2 separate regions of the Homo sapiens genome follow, and region 1 is linked to region 2. A link is an interaction called in ENCODE POLR2A ChIA-PET data of the cell type or tissue named here. Cell type or tissue: OCI-LY7. All regions are shown on one strand. Links, peaks and the distances in the headings refer to the core of each region. The heading gives the core; the rest is flanking DNA.

Region 1 (17,064 bases), core at 4,992-12,991, 120 kb after region 2:
TTCTCAATAAATAAAAGCTCCTGGCCGGGTGCAGTGGCTCATGCCTGTAATCCCAGCACTTTGGGTGGCTGAGGTGAGAGGATCGCTTGAGGCCTGGAGTTCAAGACCAGCCTGGGCAACATAGTGAGACCTCGTTTCTGCAAAAAATTAAAAAGTTAGATGGATGTAGTAGTGCACACTTGTGGTCCTAGCTACTTGGGAGGTTGAGGAGGGAGAATATCTTGAGCCCAGGAGTTTGAGGCCACAGTGAGCTATGATGGTACCACTGCACTCCAGCCTGAGCAGCAAAGCAAGACCCTGCCTCAAAAAAAAAAAACCCAGCAAAAACAACCAACCAAATACTACGACTATTCAGTTTAGTTTCTTAGAAGAAGGACATTCCTCAGGGTGATTTCTGTTTAGCCAGGAAGCATCACATAAGACTGGGAGCCAGAGCCAGCTCTGGACCCAGGCAGATTCTCGTAACCGTTCAGGCACCCTAGGCACCCTGTGGTTGACGCAAGGCATAGGTGTGACTGACATTTTCTGAACCAGCATCTTCCATCTGCCAAGGCTGTCTCAGACACTCAACATCAAGGCTCTTTGTGACTAAGAGAAAGCTTTTGAGAGCTGATATGTCTGGCTCTCGGTGCCCCCTTCTGCAATCTGGAGGCTCCCTACCTTCATACTGGACTTCCAGGTGCATCGTGCCCAGCACCTTCAGCACGCAGTCCACGATGCTGGGGTGTGTGGTCCCAATGATTGGCTGACCAGACAGACAACAGGACAAGGTGGTTAGTCTTTTTTTTTTTTTTAAAGATGGATTCCCGGCCGGGTGCGGTGGCTCACGCCTGTAATCCCAGCACTTTAGGAGGCCGAGGTGGGCAGATCACGAGGTCAGGAGATCCAGACCATCCTGGCTAACAAAGTGAAACACTGTCTCTACTAAAAATGCAAAAAATTAGCTGGGCGTGGTGCCAGGCGCCTGTAGTCCCAGCTACTCCTGAGGCTGAGGCAGGAGAATGGCGTGAACCCGGGAGGCAGAGCTTGCAGTGAGCCGAGATCGCGCCACTGCACTCCAGCCTGGGAAACAGAGCCGTCTCAAAAAAAAGAAAAGAAAAAAGAAAAAGATGTATTCCCACTCTGTCACCCAGGCTGGAGTGCAGTGGCGCGATCTCGGCTCACTGCAACCTCCGCCTCCTGGGCTCAAACGATTCTTCTGCTTCAGCCTCTGAGTAGCTGGGATTACAGGTGCCCGCCACCATGCCCAGCTAATTTTTTTTTTTTTTTTTTTAGTAGAGACGGAGTTTCCCCATGTTGACCAGGCTGGTCTCGAGTTCTTGACCTCAAGTGATCCACCCGTTTCAGCCTCCCAAAGTGCTGGGATTACAGGCATGAGCCACTGTGCCCGCCCAAGGTGGTTAGTCTTTAGATCTTGTCTACCTGTTAGAAAGGAAACGCAGACTTCCAAACAGCCAGGTGCCTGGGTGAATGGGGAGAGGGAGGGAGGGCAGTGGTGAGTCACTGGGCCTAGGCTGAGGCTGCCACTGAACTCTCTAGCTCAGGAGGCATTAAATGAGGCTACCTGCTAGAGGTGCAGGAACAAGGCCGGCTACTCTGATTGGGGGAGAGAGGACACAGGGCAAGGAGAATGGAACTCATTCAAGATCCTAAAATCTTCTCTTCCTCAGGAACCTCATCCCATCAGACAGCCCCCTTTTTCCTCTCTCCTCAAACTTTACCCATGCATTGGTTCTTTTCTTTTAGCATTAAACATCCTCAAGCTCATCCATATTTAACAACATCGTCCTTCAACTCTGTCTTCTCCTTTGCTATTGCTCTTTTTTCCCTTTACATCTAAGCCTCCCAAGAGAAGCCACTTCTTCATCCCCTATTCATCCTTTGATGGGCTGCTGCGATTTAATTTTTCCTGCCATAGACAGTCTCCTAACTCACCAAAACTTTTCCTGCTGGGACTATCTTTCTATTCTACCCTTACTGAATGACTTTGTTGCATCTGACCCCAGCTGATCATGTCCTCCTTACGGAAACTCTTTTCCCTTGATTTTCCAACCCTATTTTTCTTCTATCACTGTCATTGCCCTCTTTCTTTTTCTTTTCTTTTCTTTTTTTTTTTTTTTTTTGAGATGGAGTCTCGCTGTGTCTCCAGGCTGGAGTGCAGTGGCACAATCTTGGCTCACTGCAACCTCCGCCTCCTGGATTCAAGCAATTCTCCTGCCTCAGCCTCCCGAGTAGCTGGGATTACAGGCACACACCACCACGCCCAGCTAATTTTTGTATTTTTAGTAGAGACAGAGTTTCACCATGCTGGCCAGGCTGATCTTGAACTCCTGACCTCATGATCCACCCACCTCGGCCTCCCAAAGTGCTGGGATTACAGGAGTAAGCCACTGCGCCCGGCCCTGTCATTGCCCTTTTTTGAAGAGGCAGAGTGGTATGTGGAAAGAATAAGGACGTAGGAGAGGGTGGATTTAAATTCTCGATTGGTAAACACCTTTTACTTAGCATGCGGCCTTGGGTAAGTCACTTAACACACTTTCCTGAGCTCAGCTCCACCATCTTTGAAAAAGGGAGAATAGTATCTGCCTCCGTCAGCTATAGTGAAGACTAAGAGAGAGCGTGTAGATAAGCCCCTAACACAGTGGCTGGCATGTATGAGGCACTTAATAACTGGGAACTGTGGAAATAAGATAATAATGATAATCTGATCTGTTTTTAAAATTGTTTTAGAGACAGGGTCTCACTCTATCACTCAGGCTGGAGTGCAGTGGTGCCATCATAGCTCATTGCAGCCTCGAACTCCTGGGCTCACACGATCCTCCCACCACAGCCTCCCGAGCAGCTGGGACTATAGGCACATGCCACCACAGCCAGTTATTATTATTTTTGAATTTGCCTTTTTTTTTTTTTGACACGAGTCTCACTTTTTTGCCCAGGGAGTACAGTGGCATGATCTTGGCTCACTGTAACCTCTGCCTCTCAGGCTAAGCCATCCTCTGAACTCAGCCTCCCAAGTAGCTGGGATTACAGGTGTGCACCACCATGCCCAGCTAATTTTTGTATTTTTAGTAGAGACAGGGTTTCATCATGTTGGCCAGGCTGATCTCAAACTCCTGACCTCAAGTGATCCACCCACTGCAGTCTCCCAAAGTGCTGGGATTACAGGCCTGAGCCACTGCACCCGGTCTGATGGTTCATCTTAAAGCCACTTTTTAAGCCTCTATCCCCTCTTTACTAGGTACGATGTCTTCGTATGCTCACCGTGCCCCAAATTCGGTTTTCACTTGCATCCGAGGGTACTGTCTGAGAGAAGGGCAAAAGCCAACAAGAAAAAAAAAAAAGCCTTCCCCAGCACTGGAGATCTGGCCTCTTCACTTACATGCTGTCTACAAATGCACCATTATTCTTTCCCTATCAAATCGACTCCTTTAATCTTTTCTACAGCCCTTTCATCATCCTTGTTGCTTGTCTCAACCACTTTTAAGTCTGCCAACATCTTTCTGATCCTTAAGTAAACAGGACAAATCACTCTGCTGGGAGGCATGAACTCTCTGCCCTACCTTGGCCTTCTGGAAGTAACGCTGATTGAACAACAGACATGCAGTGGGAGGCTGAGCTCCGTTTCTCATGCCTGTGTGGAGAGCAACTGCGGAAGGTAATTGTAAGATTATTGCATCTGAATCAGAACCACAGGAGCATGCAGCCTTGGCTCACCTGGGCAGTCCTGAGAGTCTGCAGGGACAGCTGCTGGGCTTTTGGGGACTCGCAGGGCAGCAAAGCTATTAGACCTTTATACACTTGATTTTGGTACTTGGGATTGCCGTGGACCAAAGAATCCAACAGAACCTGCACTTCCTCCTGGGTCTCTTCTGACTTAGACTTTGCCAAAAATTCTGCTATGGATCGTACACCTGAGCAAAGAAGAGAGGAAATGCTAAATTGGAAGGGATTTATGAAAAAATCCCCACTCAAGATTATATAATATGAATAGGATTAAAAGCTCTTCAACCAAGCCTGTTCAACCAAAGCAAAATTGAGGCCTGGTTCTCATGTTGCATCACTGTCTTGTTTACCTTAGAGTTATGTGGCTGGAGGATTTTATTTCAGCATAGGCATGTCAAAATCTGTTTTAAAGTTTAAAATGGCTCTGCACAATTTACAAATAAAACATGCATTTTTTTATTGCTATATGATAACTCTTTTTTTTTTTTTTTTTTTGAGATGGAGTCTCTGTCTGTTGCCCAGGCTGGAGTACAGTGGTGCGATCTCGGCTCACTGCAACCTCTGCCTCCCAGGTTCAAGCGATTCTCTTGCCTCAGCCTCCCAGGTAGCTGGGACTACAGGTGTGTGCCACCAGGCCTGGCTAATTTTTGTATTTTTAATAGAGACAGGGTTTCACAGTGTTAGCCAGGATGGTCTTTATCTCCTGACCTCGTGATGCGCCCACCTTGGCCTCCCGAAGTGTTGGGATTAGAGGCGTGAGCCACGGCGCCCGGCCATGATAACACTTGTATAGCACTCAGCAGTTTGCAAAATGGTTTTACAAATACTAATTCACTTAATCCCAGAAACCATACCAAGAGGAAGGTGTTTCTCCCGCTTTATGGATGAAGACACTGAGGCTTCGAGAGGCCATGGGGTAGACAGGCAGGAGAACCTTGATGAGAATGCAGGGTGGGAAGTGCTTTGAAAAAGGGAGATGTTCGTCAGGCGTTGTGGCTCACGCCTGTAATCCCAGCACTATGGGAGGCCAAGGCAGGTGGATGGCTTGAGTTCAGGAGTTCGAGACCAGCCTGGCCAACATGGTGAAACCCTGTCTGTATTAAAAATACAAAAATTAGCTGGGTCTGGTGGCACGCGCCTGTAGTCCCAGTTACTGGGGAGGCTGAGGCAGGAGAATCGCTTGAACCCGGGAGGTGGAGGTTGTAGTGAGCTGAGACCGTGCCACTGCACTCCAGCCTGGGCTACAGAACGAGACTCCAACTCAAAAAAAAAAAAAAATAGAAAAAGAAAAGGAAAAAGGGAGATGTGGGGGATGGCATCTCTTTTACATGCCTCACTTCATGGACTATATTAAAATTATTGAGGGTGCGGTGACTCATGCCTGTAATTCCAGTACTTTGGGAGGCCGAGGTGGGTGGATCGCTTGAGCTCATGAGTTTGAGACCAGCCATGGCTAACATGGCGAAACCCCGTCTCTACTAAAAATAACAAAAATTAGCCAGGCATGGTGGCGCATGCCTGTAATTCCAGCTACTTGGGAGGCTAAGGCATGAGAATTGCTTGAACCTAGGAGGCAGAGGTTGCAGTGAGCTGATATTGCGCCACCACACTCCAGCCTGGGCGATAGAGTGAGACTCCGTCTCAAAAAAGAAAAAAATAAAAACTATATTATTTACTTTTCTCACCAGACTCTAAACTGTCTGAGGACAGGGATTATATTGTATTCATTTTTGTATCCCTAGCACCTGGCATATACCTAGCACACAGTAGGTATTCAATAATTTTATTTCAAATTTATTTTATTTCCTTTTTTTTTTTTTTTTTTTTGAGACGGAGTCTTGCTCTGTAGCCCAGGCTAGAGTGCAGTGGCGCGATCTCGGCTCACTGCAATGTCCACCTCCCGGGTTCAAGCGATTCTCCCACCTCAGCCTCCCAAGTAGCTGCCATTACAGGTGCGTGCCACCATGCGTTTGAATTTTTTTTTGTATTTTCAGTAGAGACGGGGTTTCACCGTGTTAGCCAGGATGGTCTTGATCTCCTGACCTCGTGATCCGACTGCCTCTGCCTCCCAAAGTGCTGGGATTACAGGCGTGAGCCACCGCGCCTGGCCTAATTTTTGTATTTTTAGTAGAGAGGGGGTTTTGCCATGTTGGCCAGGCTGGTCTCAAATTCTGACCTCAGGTGATCCACTCGCCTTGGCCTCCCAAAGTGCTGGGATTACAGGTGTGAACCACTGCGTCTGGCCTTCAATTTTATTTCTTGAGTTATTCATAATTCAATTTCTTTTTTTTTTTTTTGAGATGGAGTTTCACTTTTGTTGCCCAGGCTGGAGTGCAATGGTGTGATCTCAACTCACCACAACCTCTGCCTCCTGTGTTCAAGCGATTCTCCTGCCTTAGCATCCCAAGTAGCTGGGATTACAGGCCCCGACCACTGCACCAGGCTAATTTTTTTGTATTTTTAGTAGAGACGGGGTTTCTCCATGTTGGTCAGGCTGGTCTCAAACTCCTGACCTCAGGTGATCTTCCTGCCTTGGCCTCCCAAAATGCTGGGATTACAGGTGTGAGCCACCGCGCCCGGCCTCATAACTCAATTTCACAAAAGATATTGGGCCACAGCTCAACAAATCTTTGAATGGATGCCTGAAAGAGGATATATTTAAAAAGGAGAAGTATTTCTAAAACCACTACTGAAAAATGTGAGCAAATGATGAATCAGGAGAATCATAAATCTGGGTCTTCCAGTGGTGACATGGACAGGAGCACAAAAAGCTTCCTGTTCAACCAGTTTCATGATGTGTTTTTCCTATAGCAGTGGTGGGTTCTGCCACCATGTCATTCAGGCCCCTAGGGAGACACATCTTGTCACACACAGTACCCACCATAGCTTTCACAAATGAGTTCCTTGTATGTCCTGCCAGAGTTCGCAATAACCTGAAGTAGTTTGACAGATTCCTTCTTGGCCTCCTCCTTGATCTTCTCTAGCCCAAGTATTTCCAAGAGGGTTAGGACACCTCCAACCTCAAGAAATTCTATAAGGTACCGATTACTGTCCAGAGGGATAGAAAAGTAGAAATAAAACTCTTGTCAAGTTCCTTTGCACTGAGCTTTCAAAGAGATCCCAAGGTCCCCTCTTTACATACTTTGCCCTCCTATCCAGGAAATGTCCATAGGTAAAGTGATACGAGTGTGGAAATTCTTCCTTCCAGCAGGAAAGACTGGAATTACATACTAGGGACAGTTCTTGGTTTTGCCATTCCAGCATCTCTTCTTCTTCTTGTAATACCACCTCAACTGTCACTTGGGGAATCACCCCTCTGCCACTCATGGGCCATGTAGTTTTGGTGGGGTGAGGAGGTGACAGGGTATGTCACCCTTCTGACTGCAGAAGTTCGTTTGGGGCTGGGCATGGGACCTAAATTGGTCCAATGAGGCTCAAAGCCTGGGACTTTCTTGGGAAGCTGTGGAAAGGATCTGCTCTGTTTTTGGTATGTCTAGAGCTCCTGAGGACCATGGCATACAGAGGTCTATGAACACAGAGGAGAAGAGACAGAAATGGGGGAAAAGACAGAGAAGGAGGCCAAGTACTGATGACATTGTTTGAGCCCTGGATCTAGTTAGGGCTGAAATATGTATTTCTACCCTCTGGGTTTTTCCAGTTAAGTGAGCCACTAATTTTCCTTTTTCTGAGTCCAATATGAGTTGGTTTTCTGTAATTCACAACCGAGAGGGTGCTGACTAGTGAAGCGCCACTGGAGAGAAAGGGATGGGGGAGCAACTAGAGCAGGAGCCCGGTGGACATTACCTCTGGGCCCATCCCAAGAGCTACAAGGAACCCACTGCTAACAGGAATCCGTGGCCCTGGGTGGTGTGAATGCCAAAGACATCATGAGCCTGAGATGCCACTGAGACCCCCAGAATCACGCTAGAACAGAACTCACCTGCTTACAGCTGATAAGAAGATGCCAATGGACCTGAGAAGCTTTTCTAAACATGAGTCAGTCATATAGCTGTATGACACGTTAAAGAGTGAGTTTCAGGGTGGTTTTTCACACAGAAGCCAGAGCCCGTGCCTGATCTCTGGTACCACCCCGGGCCCAGGGTGGCCAAGTAGCTGAACTGTGCCTCTTTACCCTGAGAGGAGCTACCAGCGGAAGGGGAAGTGGCAGTACACACAGGGTTGGGGGAAGAGGGTGCTGGCTGTTCACTGTTCTCCAGGAAGCTCCTCTGTGGCAGTTCAGCCACCTTGGCTCTTACAGGCTTTCTAGGGAACAAGGAGGCTCTGATGAATTAAGGGTCCCTGGAGAAGGCTGGGGGTCAATATCCCAAAGCTCTCTAAGCCATGCCCATTGCATCCTTGGTGTCAGCATAGTTCATGACTTTGTGCCTCATTCTTAGATTTCCCTAAAAAGAACCAGCTTCATCATTAATTCTCAATTTTTGTACTTGTTCAAAGTTTTACACTGGAGGTCACTATCCTTATGAAGAATTGGCTTCCTAATAAGAATAATAGGAGATGGTGGAAAAATTAAACTCTGATTTAAAACAACCTCAGTATTTAATGTTATTTTTTAATGTGAGTCTTTGCAAAAAGCCTCATTATAATAAAGTACCCAAAGCACGCATCAGCTCAGATACAAGGTATGAAATCAAGCCACAACAGAAAAGGAACCAGTCAACAATTACTAGGCTCATAACACATCAGAGGCTCTTAGAACACTTAAGAAATTAGCTGAAATTACTGCAGCTCATGGAGGATGACTGAGAGCTTCCAAGGCTGATAAAGGCTAATGTAATGGTTTGGAGGTAATGGTGCTTTGTTTGGGCGGGGGGTGTGTGAAGCAAATTATCTCTGCTGCACCCTGGTTCCCAGGATGCCAATAGAAGTAGAGACAGATTGGCTCATTAGGAAAGGCTCTTTACTGCAAAAATAGTGTTGGCTCTGGAGCCAGGCTCCCCTGCCTCTTGCTGCCATAGTTGGGGCCAGGCAGCAGCCCACACGGTGGTCTTTTTATTCCTACATTGTCCCCACCCTGCTCCCTCAACTTCTGCCCCTGTTCCTTCCTCAGTGCATTCTCCCCTTTTTCTTCAGGCTAGGCTGGCCAACTTTTGTTTCTGTCACCTTCTGTTTCCTCTGTCCTGGGCTAGTCTTTTTTTTTTTTTTTTTGAGATAGGGTCTCACTCTGTTGCCCAGGCTGGGGCACAGTGGTGCAATCACAGCTCACTGTAGGCTTGAACTCCTGGGCTCAAGCAATCCTCCTGTCTCAGTCACCTGAGTAGCCGGGACTACAGGCACGTGCCACCATACCCAGCTATTTTTTTTCTGTATTTTTTGTAGAGACAGGGGTCTCGCTATGTTGCCCAGACTAGTTTCGGACTTGTAAATTCAAGCAGTCCTCCTGCTTCAGCCTTCCAAAGTGTTGGGATTACAGAGGTGAGCCACCATGCCAGCTTTATTTTTTGTTTGTTTTTTTCTTCCTTTTTGTGGAGAATGGAGTTTTGCTATGTTGCCCAGGCTGGTTTTGAACTTCTAGGCTCAAGCGATCCTCCTGCCTCTGCCTCCCTTTAAGTATTGAGATACTGGCGTGAGCCACCACACCCAGCTAGTCTTGTTTTCATAGTCACTCACTATACATATTTCTGGTCTATTATTTCCAGGAATTAGTTCCAGAACACATGGTTTGAGTCCTGGATCTAGAGAACAGGGGATGAAGGAGCAATGTTGGGGCCACAAGATCAGCAGTTGCTAACAAGTACCAGCTCCTATTGTGTGCGGGGCACTGTGCTAACTGCTTTGCTTGCATTGTCTCAAATAATCCTCACCATGGCCCTCCAGTGGGTGCTATTAGCATTTCCATTTACTTCCTGAGTAACATGAGGTAACAATCTCAGGTCAATAACTTGTCCAAGGTCCCACAGTGAACTGCTGGAACCGGGATTTGAACCTAGGCAGTCTGACTAGGATTCTAACTCTTACTGTTAGGCCTTCTGGCTTGTAGACAAATGGAGGGAGGGCGCTTTGCAGATGAACTCCCAGTGTGGTGTCGCAGGTGGAGCTGTGGTCTGCACGGTCCACTGAGTAGGAGACATGATGGTGTATAGGCTTTCGGACAGACACCCGGTTCTAACTTTATCTCTACCATGTGCTAGTAAATTACTCAACCTTTTCAAGGCTCATCTTTCTTATCTATAAAATGGAATAATACCAATCACCTATTAGGCTGGGTGTTAGGCCCAAATGACATAATATTTGTACAGTATATATCTCAGTGCCTAGAACATAAAAAGACTCAATAGGCTGGGCCCAGTGGCTCACACCTGTAATCCCAGCACTTTGGGATCCCAGCACTGAGGAGGGTGAATCACTTGAGGTCAGGAGTTCAAGACCAGCCTGGACAACATGGTGAAACCCCGTCTCTACTAAAAATATAAAAATTAGCTGGGCACGGTGGTGCATGCCTGTAATCCCAGCTACTCGGGAGGCTGAGGCAGGAGAATCGCTTGAACCTGGGAGGCGGAGGTTGCAGTGAGCCGAGATTGCACCACTGCACTCCAGCCTGGGCAATAGAGTGAGACTCTGTCTCAAAAAAAAAAAAAAAAAAGAAAAAAAGAAAAAGACTCAATAAATGGTAACTAATTTTATCATTTAATACATAAATCCTTAGTTTTACTGATCTATTCTGAAAGTTCAAGGTTGAAAAAAGGGTTTAGGCTTATTGGGACTATGTGGTAGTCAATTTTGCAAAAAATAATGATGCTGTGATGCTATTATATTGACTTGTTTTCCTCCAAAATCCACCATAACTGGAGGGCTGAGTAGGAGAAGTGGGTTTGCTAATTCAAAACACTGTTATCACATCACGCAGTCTATTTTATCTGTTGTACGACAAGGCTGCAAAAAGTTAGGGAATTATGAATAATTCTAGGTGTAGAACACTGAATCTACAACTGTTCAGTAAAAGCATGGTTCATTCATTTAGTAAGCACTGACTGAGTACCCACTAAATTTTAGGCACTATGATTGGCACTTGAGAAATGAAGAAGAATGATGTAATGCCTAATGTAATAAGTGCAATGACCAAGTAAAAAAGCACAGAATGCTCAGACACACTGACATTTAAGTGGGGGATTGGAGTGGGAGAGATCCTGCAATAGCAACTGAGAAACAGCGGGAAAAGGTAGAAGAGAGGACAGCTTAAGAGGGGGCAGTGGTCAAGCAAGGCCAGGACTAGGGTGAGGTGAGGGAGGCACTTGCTTGGGGTCTGAAATTAAAAGGGGCACCAAAAAACTCAGTAATCACATAATATTTCAATGCACTATTTAAAACAATCAAATTAATATAAAAAGTCCATGATGGGCCAGACATGGTAGCTCACACTTATAATCCCAGCACTTTGAGAGGTCAAGGTGGGAGGGTTGCTTGAGCCCAGGAGTTTGAGATGAGCCTGGGAAACAGCAACAGCAAGATCCTGTCTCTACAAAAACATAATAAAATTAGTTGGGGATGTGGTGGTGCATGCCTATAGTCCCAGCCACTTGGGAGGTTGAGGTGGGAGGATGGCTTAAGCCCGGGAGGTTGAGGCTGCAGAGCTGTGATGGCACCACTGTGCTCCAGCCTGGGTGACAGAGTGAGAGTGAGACTCTGTCTCAGACAACAACAACAACAAATCCATGATGAGATGAATAAGACATCACAGTGTTAAATAGACAGGATCTGACCCTGCACCTGTACCACCCTGGCTTACTCATCTCACCCTGTGGCCAAGTGGAAAATATTGTTCAGTAAGACAAGGAAGGAAAAAGGAACTCTAGATTTGGCCACAAAGCTAGGGACTTGGTGAGGCTAGTGTCATGAGTTGTGGGGACAGGAGCCAGGTTATAGGCAGCAATGTTTCTCAAAGCATAACCCGGGGACCACTGGCACTACAGCCACACAGAGTACTTGTTAGAAATAAGGGTCCAGGGTTCCACCCTCAATCTACTAAAGCAGAACCTTGGGAGTGTGGGTGGATAGGTAACTGGTAATCTGCATTTTAAACCTCTTTTATGCACAATAATATTTGAGAACAGACTGGGTGTGGTGGCTCACACCTGTAGTCCCAGCACTTTGGGAGGCTAAGGTGGGAAGATCGCATGAGGCCAGGAGTTTGAGACCAGCTTGGGCAACATAGCAAGACCCCGTGTCTAAAAAAATTTTAAAAACAGAAAAATTAGCTGAGTGTGGTGGTGCACGCCTATAGTCCTATCTGCTTGGGAGGCTGAGGTGAGAAGATCCTTTGAGTCTCCAGGAGTTTGGGGCTGCAGTGAGCTATGATTGTGCTGCTGTACTCCAGCCTGGGGAACAGAGGAAGACCCTGTCTCAAACAAACAAACAAACAAAAAAAGAACATTTGGGTAAACCTACAGATGTATTCCATGGTTATTCCCTTTGGCCTGTGTTACAGGCCTGAGTCTGAAAAATAATTTTATCAATAACTTAAATGTAAGAAAGAGAGCAGTGTTTACTTAAACCTTTAATTCTTCCCAGCTGCAGATGCTGGGTCATTCATTCCTCTACTCAGCAAACATGTGCCAGGCATTGTGCTACATGTTAGAAATATAAAGATAAGTAGAACAGATGCGATTCTTGCCCACTGGATCTAAAATCCAGTGGGGGGAAAGAGAGATATTAAGCAGGTAATAACAATAAAATGTTATGATTATTAAGGCAGAGGAAGTCTATGAATATATATAAGAAGGGAACCTAAGCTAGCCTGGGACTCAGAAATGGGCTTCCTGAGAAAGTGATGTTTAAATTGAGACCTGAATAATAGAGTAGGAGTTGGTCAAATAAGGAGGGGGTTTATTTATTTTTATAGAGATGAGGTCTTGCTCCATCGCCCAGGATAGAACACAGCGGTGTGATCATAGCTCACTGCAGCTTCAAACTCCAAGGCCTAAGTGATCCTCCCTCCTCAGCCTCCCAAGTAGCTGGGATTATAGGTGTAAGTCACTGTGCATGGGTCAAGGAAGGGGTTTAGAGAAGGCGAGAGGGTTCAGGCAAGGACAGAAATATACAATAAAAGGGTCTGAGATAAATCTGTAGAGTGCTATGGGCACACAGAGCAGGAATATCCTCAAATCCTCCTATAACTTGAACTATCACCTTGACGGTGACCAGATCTGTCTTTAGCCTTGACCTGCCTCCAGGGATCCTGAGCACAGACATCTCAAACTCAACATGTCCCAAAACAAGCTTATCTACCCTCAAGCTTACTCCTCTTCTTATGTTCTCTTCCACATAATGGCACCATATTCCCCTAGTTTACTAAGTCAGATATGTGACACTCATCTTGTGGCATATGAGTGAAGATGGATATATGGGTATGGAATAGTTGGATATATAGGTATGGAACTCAGATTCAAGAGAGAAATTTGGGCAGGGATACTTATTTGAAAGCCCTCATACAAGAGTGGTGTTGAATCTTGACAATGAACTAGTCCCTCAGGGAGAATCTGAGAGTGAGTAGAGAAGAGGGACGAGGATGGAATCCCAAGGAACAGCATTTAAGGGGTGGCTGAAGAAGAGCGGGAAATGCATAGACACCAAGATAATCGGTATCAGAGAAACCAGGAGTGTTTTGAGAAGTGGGAAAGGTTGATTGACAAATGCCACTGAGAGGTCACCTATAAGGACTGAGGATGCAGTCCCTGGGTTTTGCAACTGGAAAAACATGGGTAACCTTAGCAAGACCTGCATCAGTGGAGTGGGAGGCACCGAAGTCAGATGGCAGCAAGTGGAGAAAAGGGAGGAGAGGAAGTGGAGACAGGGAGACTCAACAACCTTTATTTTTATAATTTTTAAAAAATGTTTTGAGATGGAGTCTGTCTCTGTGGCCCAGGCTGGAGTACAATGGCGCGATCTTGGCTCACTGCAACCTCCGCCTCCCGGGTTCAAATGATTCTCCTGCCTCAGCCTCCCGGGTAGCTGGGATTACAGGCATGTGCCACCATGCCCAGCTAAGTTTTGTATTTGTAGTAGAGACGGGGTTTCCCTTGTTGGCCAGGCTGTCTCAAACTCCTGACCTCAGGTGATCCGCCCACCTCGGCCTCCCAAAGTGTTGGGATTACAGGCGTGAGTCACCGCGCCCCGCCCCTCAACAACCTTTTCAAGAAGCTTCACTGGGCGCGGTGTCTTATGCCTGTACTCCCAGCATTTTGAGGTCAGGAGTTTGAGACCAGCCTGGCCAACATGGTGAAACCCTGTCTCTACTAAAAATACAAAAATTAGCCAGGTGTGGTGGTACATGGCTGTAGTCTCAGCTACTCAGGAGGCTGAGGCAGGAGAATCACTTGAACTGGGGAGGCAGAGGTTGCGGTGAGCTGAGATTGTGCCATTGCACCCCAGCCTGGGCCACAGAGAGAGACTCTGTTTCAAATAAACAAACAAACAAAAGAAGCTTCACCATGAAGGGCAGAAATTGGGGTTGGGTGGAATATAGATTTGAAACAGGGATTCAATTTTATTTTTTAAAGTAGAAGAGATTTCAGCATATATAAATGCTGAAAAAACGCTGGTTATGAGGCAAAGGTGAAAGCTATAGGAGAGAAAGAATAAGGAGATAGGAAAGGGTTCAAGTGCAGTACAAATAGAGGATTAGCCCTAGACAGAAGGTATACCTACTTCAACTCTGATGGGAGCAAAAGAGGTTAGGGGTGAGAAAGAAATACAATTATAGGTTGGGAACACAGGAAGCTGAGAGAGTTCTTGACTCTAAGGATTTTTTTTTTATCACTTTTTTTTAAACACCAGATGTCTGTTCTAAAATATCAGAATCAAGAGAAAACCCCTTTGACAATCTCCTCTCCTTTTCATTTTTGAAGGCTGCCTAATTTTTGTTTGTTTGTTTGTTTTGAGACAGAGTCTCACTCTGTTGCCCAGGCTGGAGTGCAGTGGCATGATCTCGGCTCACTGCAACCTCTGCCTCCCGGGTTCAAGTGATTCTCCTGCCTCAGCCTCTTGAGTAGTTGGGGTTACAGGCACCTGCCACCACGCCTGGCTAATTTTTGTATTTTTAGTAGAGACAGGGTTTCACCATGTTGGTTAGGCTGGTCTCGAACTCCTGACCTTGTGATCTGCCCACCTTGGCCTCCCAAAGTGCTGGGATTACAGGCGTGAGCCACCGTGCCCGGTGCCTAATTTTTTTTTTTCTGTTCAGTAAAGGATACGTGATTCTAAGCGAGGTGGTCAAGCGTACCAGGAACAAACTGGCTCCCTGGGAAAACTCCTGCTCCAGTTCAGGGGCAGTCTTGCCTTGGTTGGTTTCAATGAACTTGTCGAGGATGTGACTCCTTGCGACTTTGCCAGCGTTGTCCCACTCCTGTAAAAAACTTAAGAGCCTGCTAATTGCTGCCTGCTCCTTTATAGAAGTCATGATCAATCAGTCCTGAAGTTGGCTACAGAGGGAGGGAAAAGAGACAGGTTACCGGAATGTTTAGAATCATGCAACTCCATTATTTTTCTAGCAATCAACTGCAGGCAGGGTGTGGCTTTATCATGCAAATGGATGTAGTTATGCGCAAAATATACTCTAGAACTGGTCACCTGCTGCTTGAACAGGGAGGCTCTAGCTGGAGTGTAATGGGATTAAGAATATCAGTGTGCTAAATGTCTGCTCTTTAAGAACTAAAATTTTAGCTCTTTGGCGTCCCTACTGATGCCAGCAACTAAAAGACCAGAGCATCCAGCTGAGATAAAAGTGCTTGCCAAGGCCGGGCGTGGTGACTCATGCCTATAATTCCAGCACTTTGGAAGGCCCAGGCAGGTGGATCACCTGAGGTCAGGAGTTTGAGACCAACCTGGCTGACATGGCGAAACCCTGTCTCTACTAAACATACAAAAAATTACCTGGGCGTGGTGGCAGGCACCTGTAATCCCAGCTCTTGGGAGGCTGAGGCAGGAGAAATCCCTTGAACCCGGGAGGCGGGTTGCAGTGAGCCGAGATCGCGCCACTGCACTCTAGCCTGGGCGACAGAGTGAGACTGTGTTAAAAAAACACAAAAATTAAAAAAAGAAAAACAAGAAACAAACAAAATCTGGGCCTCTCTTGTGGCTTACTTCATACAGGGTCAGAGGCTTGAGGTCTTGAGAGACATGGCCTCCCTCTTATGCCAATCACCTAAGTTAAAGTGCTCCTTAACCTTGTACCTCGGGCTTTTACACTAACTCTTAAAAACAACTTAAAAAAAAGTTAGTGGGAAGAAAATGTTCCCATTCCATAGTTGGATTAATGGGCTGTGGTTTGTAGGAGTCTGTGTCCTTGGGAGAGTATTTTCAGTGGGGGGAGGGAAGGTTTAAGATAAACCTGTTTTCCAAAAATAGTTGTGATTGAAAGTGTTATTATCCATAACAAATGTTAGTGCTGATGGGAGAGAGGCATGTGTGATTCTTTTGTCTAACAGACAAGTGAAAGTCATATTTCACATTATCATGGAGTTTTCTGTGATTTACAGAATATTTGTGAAACATTACTTGCAGGGGCCATGATTGATATGGAGAGAACAGCTTGTGTGTAGGAGAGATGTGTATTTCACGAAGACTGTTCAACATGAAATTTACAGTCCCATAAAGTGCTTCTACATCTTCGCCAGAGATCTAGTTAAAAGGACTTTACAGTCTGAAACATCCTAAAATTGATTCTAAATTAACATTTCCTCACATGTATTTGAGATATTGATGGGGCCCAGCTATCAGAATTTTATTAGGAAGCAATAATCTGAGGCATGCGGAGACAGACATACATACACACCAACCTCTACTACTCCCCAGAGGACATGGGATGCGTGCTTCCAGAAGGGCGTCCACGCAGCCTCCAGGATGGAGATAACCACGAAATCTAGCTGGCCTTAAGAACCAGGTGAATGACTGCGGACCAACCTGAACACAAAAATGACCAAACCCCCTCATGGGATCCTGCATCAATCACTGTGAATGCCATTGCAGTCATAAATCTGAGAATAACCTAGGGAGGCTGTGGCTGCCTTCAGTTGCCAAACTGACATCAAGAAAATGGGGGTGAATGGCTGTTCTAGACCCCAGGGAGGTGGGGTTGAGACACCACCACTAGCTTTATCAGGCAGGAAAGCACCGTGTGCCCTTGCCCTGCCTTAAATGGACCCTTTCTAGTATCAAAACTCAATGTGCCATTAGAGATGCACCCAGCGATTCCAGGACGCCAAAGGCAGGGACCTCTAAGCAGGGCACATTACGGCTCCTCAATGTTTCCTTGGACCTCAGTCTCCCCTATCTTCTTTGAAGACAGGAAAAGAAGCATCAACAAACATCAGCTTTAAACGTCACTGT
Region 2 (11,356 bases), core at 2,756-10,755:
TCTCCCTCAGGTGCTGGTCCTGGCGATGATGACAGTGGAACTCTTTGGTATCATGGGTTTCCTGGGCATCAAGCTGAGTGCCATCCCCGTGGTGATCCTTGTGGCCTCTGTAGGCATTGGCGTTGAGTTCACAGTCCACGTGGCTCTGGTGAGCACGGGCACCCCGGGGAGGGACCAATCAGCTGATTCAGTATTCAACACATATTGTTCAAGCCCCTACTATGTGCTAGGTACTATTTAAGAATTTGGGCTGGGTGGACGTGGTAGCTCATTCCTGTAATCCCAGCACTTTGGGAGGCCGAGGCAGGTGGATCACCTGAGGTCAGGAGTTCGAAACCAGCCTGGCCAACATGGTGAAACCCTGTCTTTACTAAAAATACAAAAAATTAGCCAGGCGTGGTGGCACATGCCAGTAATCCCAGCTACTTTGGAGGCTGAGGCAGAATTGCTTGAACCTGGGAGGCGAAGGTTGCAGTGAGCTGAGATCGTGCCATTGCACTCCAGCCTGGGCAACAAGAGTGAAACTCTCCGTCTCAAAAAAAAAAAAAAAAAAGAATTTGGGCTGGGCACAGTGGCTCATGCCTGTAATTGGGATGATGCTGGGGCATTTTGGGAGGCCAAGGCAGGCGGATCCCCTGAAGTCAGGAGTTCAAGACCAGCCTGGCCAACATTGCAAAACCCCGTCTCTACTGAAAATACAAAAATTAGCTGGGCGTGGTGGCTCATGCCTGTAATCCCAGCTACTCAGGAGGCTGAGGCAGGAGAATTACTTGAACCCAGGAGGCGGAGGTTACAGTGAGCTGAGATCACATCACTGTACTCCAGCCTGGGCAAAAGAGCAAGATTCAATCTCAAAAAAGAATTTGGAAAATAAAAATAAAAAAGAATACGGGATATAATAGCAATACAGTTTTTTACCTCCAAGGAACTTATATTCTAGGGATAGAGATAGACAATAAGGGCTGGGTGAGGTGGCTTACGCCTGTAATCCCAGCACTTTGGGAAGCCGAGGTGGGCACATCACTTGAGGTCAGGAGTTCAAGACCAGCCTGGCCGACATGGTGAAACCCCATCTCTACTAAAAATATGAAAATTAGCTGGGTGTGGGGGTGCATGCCTGTAATCCCAGCTACTTGGAAGGCTGAGGCAGGAGAATCACTTGAACCCGGGAGGGTGGAGGTTGCCATGAGCCGAGACCATGCCACTGCACTCCAGCCTGGGAGACCGAGCAAAACTCCATCTCAAAAAAAGAAAAAAAAGAAGAGAGAGATAGACAGTAAATAAGTAGACAAATAAATAAGCAGCCATTTCAGTAGAGAGGAGTAGACAAGATCCTGTCTGGAATGTGTTAAAGACAGAATGGAAGATGAGAAAATGGGAATCAATGATTCTTTTGAATGGTTTTACTGTGAACCATTGTGGGATGGGCCAGGCATGGTGACTCACACCTGTAATCCCAGCACTTTGGGAGGCTAAAGCTGGTGGATTGCTTGAGCCAGGAGTTCAAGACCAGCCTGGGCAACATGGTGAAACCCCGTCTCTAATAAAAATACAAAAATTAGCCAGGCGTAGTGGCAGGTGCCTGTAATCCCAGCTACTCAGGATGCTGAGGCAGGAGAATTGCTTGAACCTGGGAGGCAGAGGCTGCAGTAAGCCAAGATTGCGCCACTGCACTCCAACCTGGGCAACAGAGCAAGACTCCGTCTCAAAGAAAAAAAATTTTTTTTAAATAATTAGCTGGGCATGGTGGTGCGTGCCTGTAGTCTCAGCCACTCAGGAGGTTGAGGCGGGAGGATCACTTGAACCTCAGAGTTTGAGGCTGCAGTGAGCCATGATTACACCACTGCACTGCAGCCTGGGCAACACAGTAAGATCCTGTCTCAAAAAAAAAAAAAAATGGGATGGTAGCGGGATGGCAATGTGGGCTTAATGGAGGGGTTCTACAAAGATACCAGAGATACAGAGATGCCAGAACCAAGGAGGGCCTCGCCCAGGGCTGCATATTCTCTGGCAGAGGAAAGGGGGGACCCACAGACCAGCCAGACTCCACAAACAGCTCCCTTCCTTTCCCCCCACCAAATATCTCTATTATTATTCTGATTATAAAAACAATATATGATCCTTGAAAACAAACAAAGCCAGCATGCAGAAAGGTACAAAAGAAGAATTAGAAATCCTCTGAAACGCTACTCTGAGAAGTAACTGTTATCACTTTGATGTCCCTCTTCTAGATGGACTAGTGGTTGGCCAACTTCTTCTATTTATAGGACCAAATAATAACTATTTCAGGCTTGGTAGGCCATAGAGTCTCTGCTGCAACTCTGCCATCAAAGCACAAAATTGTCTAGACAATACATTAACCAATGGGTATGGCTGTTTCAACAAAATTTCATTTACAAAACAAGTGACAGGCTGTAGTTTGCCCAACCTATGTTTGTTTGTTTGTTTGTTTGTTTGTTTGAAACAGGGTCTCACTCTGTCGCCCAGGCTGGAGTGTAGCAGTGCAATCTCGGTTCACTGCAACCTCCACCTCCTGGGCCAAGCGATCCTCCCACCTCAGCCTCCCAAGTAGCTGAGACTACAGGCACACACAACCACACCCAGCTAATTTTTGTATTTGTTATAGAGACAGGGTTTTGCCATGTTTCCCAGGCTGGTCTGGAACTCCCAACCTCAGGTGATCCACCCACCTCAGCCTCCCAAAGTGCTGGGATTACAGGCATGAGCCACCGTGCCCGGGCTTGTTTGTTTTAAGAGACAGGGTCTCACTCTGTCACCCAGGCTGTACCCTATTTTCTACGTGTCTCTGTGTCTAAGCTCACCAAACCCATCCATACAGTGTTACCTAAAAGGACTCACGCATGCTCCCTGTACAGTTCCCATGAACTTAGTTCACCCAGCCTTTGGTGGGCCAAGGTATCGTTGAGCTCTGAAGACAGATACAGCTCGGGACATGGCTGAGCTGGCCATGACTGGCAGAGGAGCAGCTCCAGGACCACTCTGTTTTCCTAGGGCTTCCTGACCACCCAGGGCAGCCGGAACCTGCGGGCCGCCCATGCCCTTGAGCACACATTTGCCCCCGTGACCGATGGGGCCATCTCCACATTGCTGGGTCTGCTCATGCTTGCTGGTTCCCACTTTGACTTCATTGTAAGGTAGGGAGGGCTCGGGGCAGGGAGGCAGGGCTCAGGACAGGCCTGGGCTGACTCCCCCCACACCCTACCCCTAGGTACTTCTTTGCGGCGCTGACAGTGCTCACGCTCCTGGGCCTCCTCCATGGACTCGTGCTGCTGCCTGTGCTGCTGTCCATCCTGGGCCCGCCGCCAGAGGTGACCACACCCTCGGCACCATCCCTCTACTCCCAGCCCAAGGGACGGGGTAGGGAGAGGCAAGGGAAGGGACAGAGCCCTGTGGCCCACAGACAGGTACCTCCCCAACAGGTGCCACCAGCTGAAGGTGGCAGCCTCCTCCTTTCCCCAGACACCATGTTCCTGCCCCTCAGCCCTCCTGGCTTCTTCATGGGACCCACCTTAGACTTTTAGGATCCAGAACAAGGTGCAGGGTTTGCCCCAGGCCTCAACATCCTGTCGCCTGCCAGCTCTCATATCCTGCTGGAGACCAACAAGGGCCCCAGCTTCCCAACAGTCATGGTAATCCCCAGCGAGATGCTAAAGGGGACGGGAGCCCCAGGGGCCCGTGGGCTTACTGGGGCTGGTGTCTCCCCACAGGTGATACAGATGTACAAGGAAAGCCCAGAGATCCTGAGTCCACCAGCTCCACAGGGAGGCGGGCTTAGGTGGGGGGCATCCTCCTCCCTGCCCCAGAGCTTTGCCAGAGTGACTACCTCCATGACCGTGGCCATCCACCCACCCCCCCTGCCTGGTGCCTACATCCATCCAGCCCCTGATGAGCCCCCTTGGTCCCCTGCTGCCACTAGCTCTGGCAACCTCAGTTCCAGGGGACCAGGTCCAGCCACTGGGTGAAAGAGCAGCTGAAGCACAGAGACCATGTGTGGGGCGTGTGGGGTCACTGGGAAGCACTGGGTCTGGTGTTAGACGCAGGATGGACCCCTGGAGGGCCCTGCTGCTGCTGCATCCCCTCTCCCGACCCAGCTGTCATGGGCCTCCCTGATATCCATACAGAACAGCCACCGATTTGCACATCCAGGCCTGTGTGAGCCTGTATCTGTGTCACTTGAGAGTGAAAGCTGGCACTTGGGGCTGCAGTGCAGCCCTGTCCCCCTTCCCACCCCACACCACTGCCTGCCCAGCTGACCAAGCCTGAGGGACCCTCCAGCACCCTTCCGTCTGGTGACTCCTGGGCAGGCTCTCCATATCCCTGCCCACCTCCTACCACATCCATTATTTATATGAAAATGTCTATTTTTGTAGTATACATACATGTTAGCTATGATGAAAGTTTTATTTTTTAAAGAATGAAATATATTCTATGTGAACTAATCTCAGATGACTTCAGTGCTTTTTTTTGGACAGAGTGGGGAGTTTGCAAGTGAACATTAGCTATTGGAAGGAGCTTCTCTGGTGCCAGGACCTGAGGTATTAGCTTCTCTAGTTCTGGGTGGAAAAGACCCCAGATTCTGGATTTTTGTCATATACTTGGTAACATCATCTGGATTAAGTGCTTACTATACAAAACGATAACAAATTTTGTTGGTGTGAAATCCTACTGGGTTCAATCTGGAGACCGAGAGCAGAAAAAAAAGAACCCCACTGTGTGGCTTTCAGAGCCACCATATTCCAGCCTGCCCGTCTCTCCAGACTCACCTCCACCTACCTGCTTCACCCGCACGGGAAACGGCAAGGCAGAGGGGCAAAGCCATGCAGCAGGTGGAAGGCGAGGTGGAGGCAGATCAGGAAAGCAGCCAGTTGAAGCAGAGAGAGGTCAACAGGGTCTGGGGAGCTTCTCAGGAGGTTTGTGGACCCAGGGAAAGGAGCCAGGTTCCAGAGCAACCTCCAAGGCAAAGGCCTCTGTAAGTTGGTTGTCCTGACAGCCGAGAGGTGTCTTTGGCCAGTCAGCCAGTGGATCAGTTGCGGGAACTGCTCAGAAACTGAGGTGCTAGCAGTTAGTGAGGACACAGCGTAAGTTGTTTGTTCTGTGAAAGTTGAACAGCTCCACTAAGCAGAGGCCTTGAAGAGTGGCCACAGCCCTGGAATAGAGCACAGAGCCTCACCTAGAGGCGTGGGGAGGTTTGCAACTGCCCCTTCCCAGCCATAGCTTAGGACCCATAGTCTAGTTCACATAGACCCTGGGCTCCAACCACCCACTCACCAGGAATGATCCCACCCCAGGAACAATGCGTTCTCACATCCCACCCCACCTGGACAAAGGCCAGGAAATCATGTTCTGACCAAAAGATACAACAACAAAAACAACAACAACAAAAAACGCCTATTGCAATTGAATCCACGCTAAAATGCCTAAAAAGCTCAAGAGAAGCGGGTAGTTGGCAGAGAACCTAGAGTAGGGGGTGCAACCAGCAGGCCCAAGGGAGGGAGGCTGCATTTGGGTCCAGCAGTGTTTGGGTCACCAAGAAGGGCCTTCTAGGTGGAGCAGAGAGAGCTCACCAGGCCAGAATAGTGCAAAGGGGGTCAGCCCTCAGTGCCACTTACCAGCGGAGTAACCCTGGGCAAGTTAGCCAGCCTCACTAAGCCTCCTCATCTTCATCTTTCCAGGCCCGAGGAGATCTAGCCTCTGCCTCCCACCCCAGCACCCCCTCATCAGACACACGGAGCGCCACTGTCTGGACAGGCTGAATTGGTCTTCGGGTCCCTAATTTCTCATACGCCATTCCCTCTGCCTAGAACACTTTCTCACCTCCCCTTGATGTGACCCCATATCACCCTTCGAGGTGAATTGGATCGGATGCCATCTCCTCCAGGAGGGGTGGGGTCGTGCCTCCTGTGAGGTCCCAGTGCCCCTGAGTGTCTGTGCCCGTCTGTTTCCCCGTCCCTCTCTCTAAGCCCGGAGGCTTACTGCGGGTAAGGACGGCGGGACAGGACCTTAACCCCTGGGACGAACACCAGCTCCGCAAAGGACTCCGCACCCGGCGCCGCCCACGGGGTGCGGGTCCCAGGAGGACCAGCAGAGAGGAGCATAGGAGAGCAAAGGAGATCAGTGACCCATGGCTTCCCCGGTGGCGCGGAACAGCCCGGAGCCGCCTGTGATTTGCATACCCATGGTGCACCACGAAAAGATACCCTCAAGATGCTTGCACTCCCTCTGTGCGCGCATTTCTGCACTGTTTTAGAGCATGATGCCTCTTACACGCATCTGTGTGCATAAACTACATATAGGGAGTGCGTACCACGCAGGCATCCAACAACCATAAGTGTGTTAAGTGTTAGTTCTCCCTGCGAGGTTCGAAGCGGAAGTCACGAATATACTCGGGTTTCTCTTCAAAGCGCATAAATCTTTCGCCTTTTACTAAAGATTTCCGTGGAGAGAAAGTTGTGAGTTTTTATTCAATTTTTTGAGGCCTCTTATTTCCTGAGGCTACATTTTTAAGTATTAAAAGTTAGGCAACTACAACCAAGGAACTTGGTCATTTGTTATTTGTACCAAATGTTCACAAACTTATTCGGGCGTGGTGGTGCCTGTTTGCAATCCCACCTATTGGAGAAGCTGGGGCGGGAGAGTCTCTTGACTCTAGAAGACGGAGGTTGTAGTGATCCGAGATCGCGCCACTGCCCTCTAGTCAGAGTGGCAGAGACTCCTGGGGCGGGAGAGTCTCTTGACTCTAGAAGACGGAGGTTGTAGTGATCCGAGATCGCGCCACTGCCCTCTAGTCAGAGTGACAGAGATTCAGTGTAAAACAAAAAAAAATCAGAAGTTTGCGTGACACCTTGTTTTGAGCTACATTTGGGGTTTATTGGCTTCTGCAGTGTGCAGTAAGACTGGCTTCTATTGTTTATTTCTTGCGTTTTTGTTGCATTTCGTTGCAGATTTAAGAGATAAACAGTGGAAGGCGCTTTCAAGTCGTCCGGTCATTAATTAAGCCTTATTGTGGCTAGAGGTTCAGGGGCGGTATATCGCGCCAACCAAACTCCTTGTTCTATTCCCAGAGACAGTAGCTGTTAGCGGTTTGGTGTGGCTCTTCCAGACTGATTTTTTTTTCCCAACTCGATTGCGAATCCAAACACAGTTTATGTGGTGAAGAGACAAGGTTCCTTCTCCTATGGAGCTTTTTTCTTTTGAGATGGAGTCTCACTTTGTCACCCAGGCTGGAGTGCAGTGGCTCAATCTCGGCTCACTACAACCTCCGCCTCCCGGGTTCAAGCGATTCTCCTGCCTCAGCCTGCGGAGTACCTGGGACTACAGGCGCCCGCCACCACACCCGACTAATTTTTGTATTTTTAGTAGAGACGGGGTTTCACCGTGTTGGTGAGGATGGTCTCGATCTCCTGACCTCGTGATCCGCCTGCCTCAGCCTCCCAAAGTGCTGGGATTACAGGTGTGAGCCACCACACCTGGCCCTTTTCTTTCTTTCTTTCTTTTTTTTGTTTTTTGTTTGTTTGTTTGTTTGTTTGTTTGTTTTTGAGAGGGAGTTTCGCTCTTGTTGCCCAGGCTGGAGTGCAGTGGCGCGATCTCGGCTCACTGCAACCTCCACCTCCCGGGTTCAAGCGATTCTCCTCCTCAGCATCTGGGATTACAGGCGCACCACCACGCCCGGCTAATTTTTGTGTTTTTAGTAGAGACAGAGTTTCACCATGTTGGCCAGGCTGGTCTCAAACTCCTGACCCCAGGTAATCCGCCTGCCTCGGCCTTCCAAAGTGTTGGGATTACAGGCAAAAGCCAACGTGCCCGGCCCCTATGGAGCTTTTCTAATAGAACCAAACACAAAACAAATTGAATAAATAATATAAATCCCAGATAAATAATATCTCAGTGAGAAGTGCCCTGTAGAAAGAGCATTTTGATAGAATGGTCTACCTCCTTCCTATTCCCTCTCCATAAGGGAGCTCACCTACTTCCATGGCTTTAAGTAAATGCCATCTGATAGCTAGTGACCCCCCAGTTTACAGCCATCAGCTAGTCCTGTTGACTCCCTTCCATCAGCTGGTCCTGTTGATACCTTCAAAGCGTACGCTTCATCCAACCACATTTTACCACCTCCACTGCTGCCATCCTGGTCCAAGATCTCTTGCTGGATAATTGCAATAGCCCCTAACTGTTCTCCCTAGACCACTCTTCTACCTCGCTCTTGCCCTTCTCAATTCCAGTCCTCCACATAACGGCCAAATTCTTTTTTTTTTTTTTCTGAGAGGGTCTTCCTGGAGTGCAGTGGCTGGAGTGCAGTGGCACAATCTCAGGCTGGAGTGCAGTGGCGCAATCTGAGTTCACTGCAACCTCCACCTCCCAGATCCAAGCAATTCTCCCACCTCAGCCTCCCAAGTAGCTGGGACTGCAGGCGCGTGCCACCACACTGGCTAATTTTTGTATTTTTTGTAGAGACGGGATTTCGCCATGTTGCCCGAACTGGTATCAAACTCCCAGATTCAAGTGATTCGCCCACCTCACCCTCCCAAAGTGCTGGGATTACAGGCAGGAACCACCATGCCCAGCCCAAATTATTCTTTTAAACTAAATCTGATCACACATCACTGTCCTGCACAAAACCCTCCAATGCCTTCCCCCATGACACATAGCTCCCTGCAGATCTCTTGTCAAATGTTATCTCATCAGAGGTCTACAATCAGTGCCCTGTACGAAATAGTCCCACTCCCACCACATAGCTATCTCTTCAACCTGTTTTGCTTTTCCTCATAGCACAAACTACTCCCTGAATAGAGCATACATTTCTTTACTTGTTTACTGCATGTTTCTCCTCTTAGAATGTTAGCTCCATGAGGCAAAGACTTGACTTGACTTGTTGTCTGATGTACTTATTCCATGACCGTAAATCAATGTCTAGTGTGTGAGCACTCAATGAATAGTTGTGGAACAAATGAATGAATATGTTTTCTAAACACATATACAGAATTTAATCTGTCCCACTACAATTCTAAGTATTTTATGAAATTATTTTCATCTTCCTAAAAACTCTACTAAATAGGTTCCATTATCTCCATTTTATAAATAAGGAAGCTGAGGCAAAGAAAGGTTAATCACAAAGAAAATATGTGGCGGAGCTGGGATTCAAATGCAAGCATTCTGGCTCCAGGAGACACGCTCTTAATCACTATGCTACCTTTTTTCTTTTAACAAGAGGAATCATGCTGTAATTGGTCTATTCTGTGCTTTTTTCACCAAAGATCATGGATTTTTTAAATATTACAGGAATATACCATAGTTAATATAACCAGTCCTCTGGTAATGGACGTATAGATGATTTTCAATTTCCACTATCCAATCAATGCTGCCATGTACTACTGAGTAAGCACATTTTCTGTCGAGAGATAATGCTAAATAACTATCTTTAATCCCTGTGCAATATATATACACACACATCTATGTGTATATATAATATACACACACATCTATGTGTATATATAATATACACACACATCTATGTGTATATATAATATACACACACATCTATGTGTATATATAATATACACACACATCTATGTGTATATATAATATACACACACATCTATGTGTATATATAATATACACACACATCTATGTGTATATATAATATACACACACATCTATGTGTATATATAATATACACACACATCTATGTGTATATATAATATACACACACATCTATGTGTATATATAATATACACACACATCTATGTGTATATATAATATACACACACATCTATGTGTATATATATACACACACATCTATGTGTATATATAATATATACACACATCTATGTGTATATATAATATACACACATCTATGTGTATATATAATATACTCACATCTATGTGTATATATAATATACACACACATCTATGTGTATATATAATATACACACACATCTATGTGTATATATAATATACACACACATCTATGTGTATATATAATATACACACACATCTATGTGTGTGTGTGTGTGTGTGTGTGTATATATATATATACATATATATATATATATTTTTTTTTTTTTTTTTGAGACAGAGTCTCACTCTGTTGCCTAGGCTGAGTGCAGTAGCACAATCTCAGCTCACTGCAACCTCCGCCTCCCAGATTCAAGCAATTCTCGTGCCTCAGCCTCCCAAGTAGCTGGGATTACGGGCATGTGCCACCACACCTGGCTAGTTTTTTGTATTTTAGAGACAGGGTTTTGCCATGTTGCCCAGGCTGATCCCGAACTCCTGAGCTCAGGCGAACCACCCACCTCGGCCTCGCAAAGTTCTAGGATTACAGGCGTGAGCCACGGTGCCTGGCCTCCTGTACAATATATTTTTGTATGAAGTCCCTGAGATAGAAATCTAACTTTATTTTCTTCTAAATAGTCAACTGTCTCTCATTTTAGATTGACAGTATCTTGCTTTGCAGCTCCTTTAAAACTCTTCATGGAATAAAGTGGCATTTAAATGAGGAAATAGGCTGGGTGTGGTGGTGCTTCATGCCTGTAATCCCAGCACTTTGGGAGGACGGAGTGGGACCATTGCTTGAGCCCAGGAGTTTGAGAACAGCCCGGGCAACGTAGGGAGACCTCATCTCTACAAAAAGAAAAAAAAAAGTTAGCCGAATGTGATGGAACATGCCTGTAGTCCCAGCTATTCAGCAGGCTGAAGTGGGAAGATCACTTGAGCCTGGGAGGCTGAGGCTGCAGTGAGCCGAGATTGCACCACTGCACTCCAGCCTGGGTGAGAATAAGGTTGTGTCATAAATAAATAAATAAAGTCATTTACTTAACATTTACATAGCACTGATTATCTGACAGAGACTGAGGAAGCAGAAACGAGTAAGACACCACTCCAGGCCCCAGGGATCTTTCTTGAGGGAGATTCACATCCTCGGGAAAACAAGATGTATAGTGAATGAAGGAGGTAGCAGAGGGGTCTGCAGTAACTGAGTAAGGTATGGAGCTAGAGGACTAATACCTCCAGGATAAATGAATTTATACAAAGATTGTATTTGAGAGAAGAGGTGAGGAACCACTCACTAGTAGTTTTGAGTGCCCTGAAAGTGAAATAGATTGAATTTTGTCCTGGAGGTCAATGGGATGTTCCAGGACTTAAGCCCCATAGGACTGACAATCAAAAACAGGTCTGGCTGCACTGTGGGAAATGGATTGAGGGGGCGCTGGAGTGAAGGCAGGAAGGCTGTGAGACGTGTCAGACAGGACAGGTTGAACCTGGGGCTGAGAGAACTGAACCAACTGGAAAGGTCTCTTAAGGTCTCTTACAAGGTAAAAAGAGACCTAAGGCAGGT

The links. ChIA-PET counts read pairs that join two places held together with the same protein. Peaks named below come from ENCODE experiments on the same cell type or tissue, not always from the same donor. Only the 100,000 strongest peaks of a DNase experiment are listed, where the experiment ranks them.
Region 1: POLR2A ChIA-PET joins it to region 2 with 11 read pairs; 6 of 35 experiments call an interaction of 5 or more read pairs at or near these places.

The regions. Positions count from the first base shown.
Region 1 is chr1:44,687,770-44,704,833 of GRCh38, reverse strand. ARMH1 (armadillo like helical domain containing 1) reads right to left here. Exons shown (of 12, transcript NM_001145636.2): 2 at 14,931-15,158; 3 at 7,664-7,732; 4 at 6,605-6,771; 5 at 3,715-3,911; 6 at 661-745. The coding sequence starts at 15,136. LOC105378690 (a long non-coding RNA gene) reads left to right here. Exons shown (of 5, transcript XR_007066059.1): 4 at 3,239-3,655; 5 at 16,240-16,520. Among named protein-coding and RNA genes, the nearest start is that of ARMH1, 22 kb to the right of the region's middle. In OCI-LY7, for the core only: a CTCF peak has its summit at 9,739; DNase peaks (open chromatin) are centred at 6,563, 7,893 and 9,763; H3K4me3 peaks cover 1,352 bases; H3K27ac peaks cover 4,129 bases.
Region 2 is chr1:44,815,042-44,826,397 of GRCh38, reverse strand. It overlaps PTCH2 (patched 2), which reads left to right. Exons shown (of 22, transcript NM_003738.5): 19 at 11-148; 20 at 3,013-3,155; 21 at 3,230-3,329; 22 at 3,729-4,460. The coding sequence ends at 3,983. It overlaps LOC107984952 (a long non-coding RNA gene), which reads right to left and starts at 5,919. Exons shown (of 2, transcript XR_001738036.3): 1 at 5,836-5,919; 2 at 4,404-5,167. BTBD19 (BTB domain containing 19) reads right to left here. Exons shown (of 8, transcript NM_001136537.3): 8 at 10,813-11,356. It also overlaps the pseudogene RNU5E-6P. RefSeq lists enhancers at 4,016-4,671, 4,672-5,329, 5,986-6,642, 6,649-6,698, 6,729-6,828 and 1 more and a silencer at 6,019-6,738. In OCI-LY7, for the core only: a CTCF peak has its summit at 6,831; DNase peaks (open chromatin) are centred at 6,177 and 6,657; H3K4me3 peaks cover 2,035 bases; H3K27ac peaks cover 2,230 bases.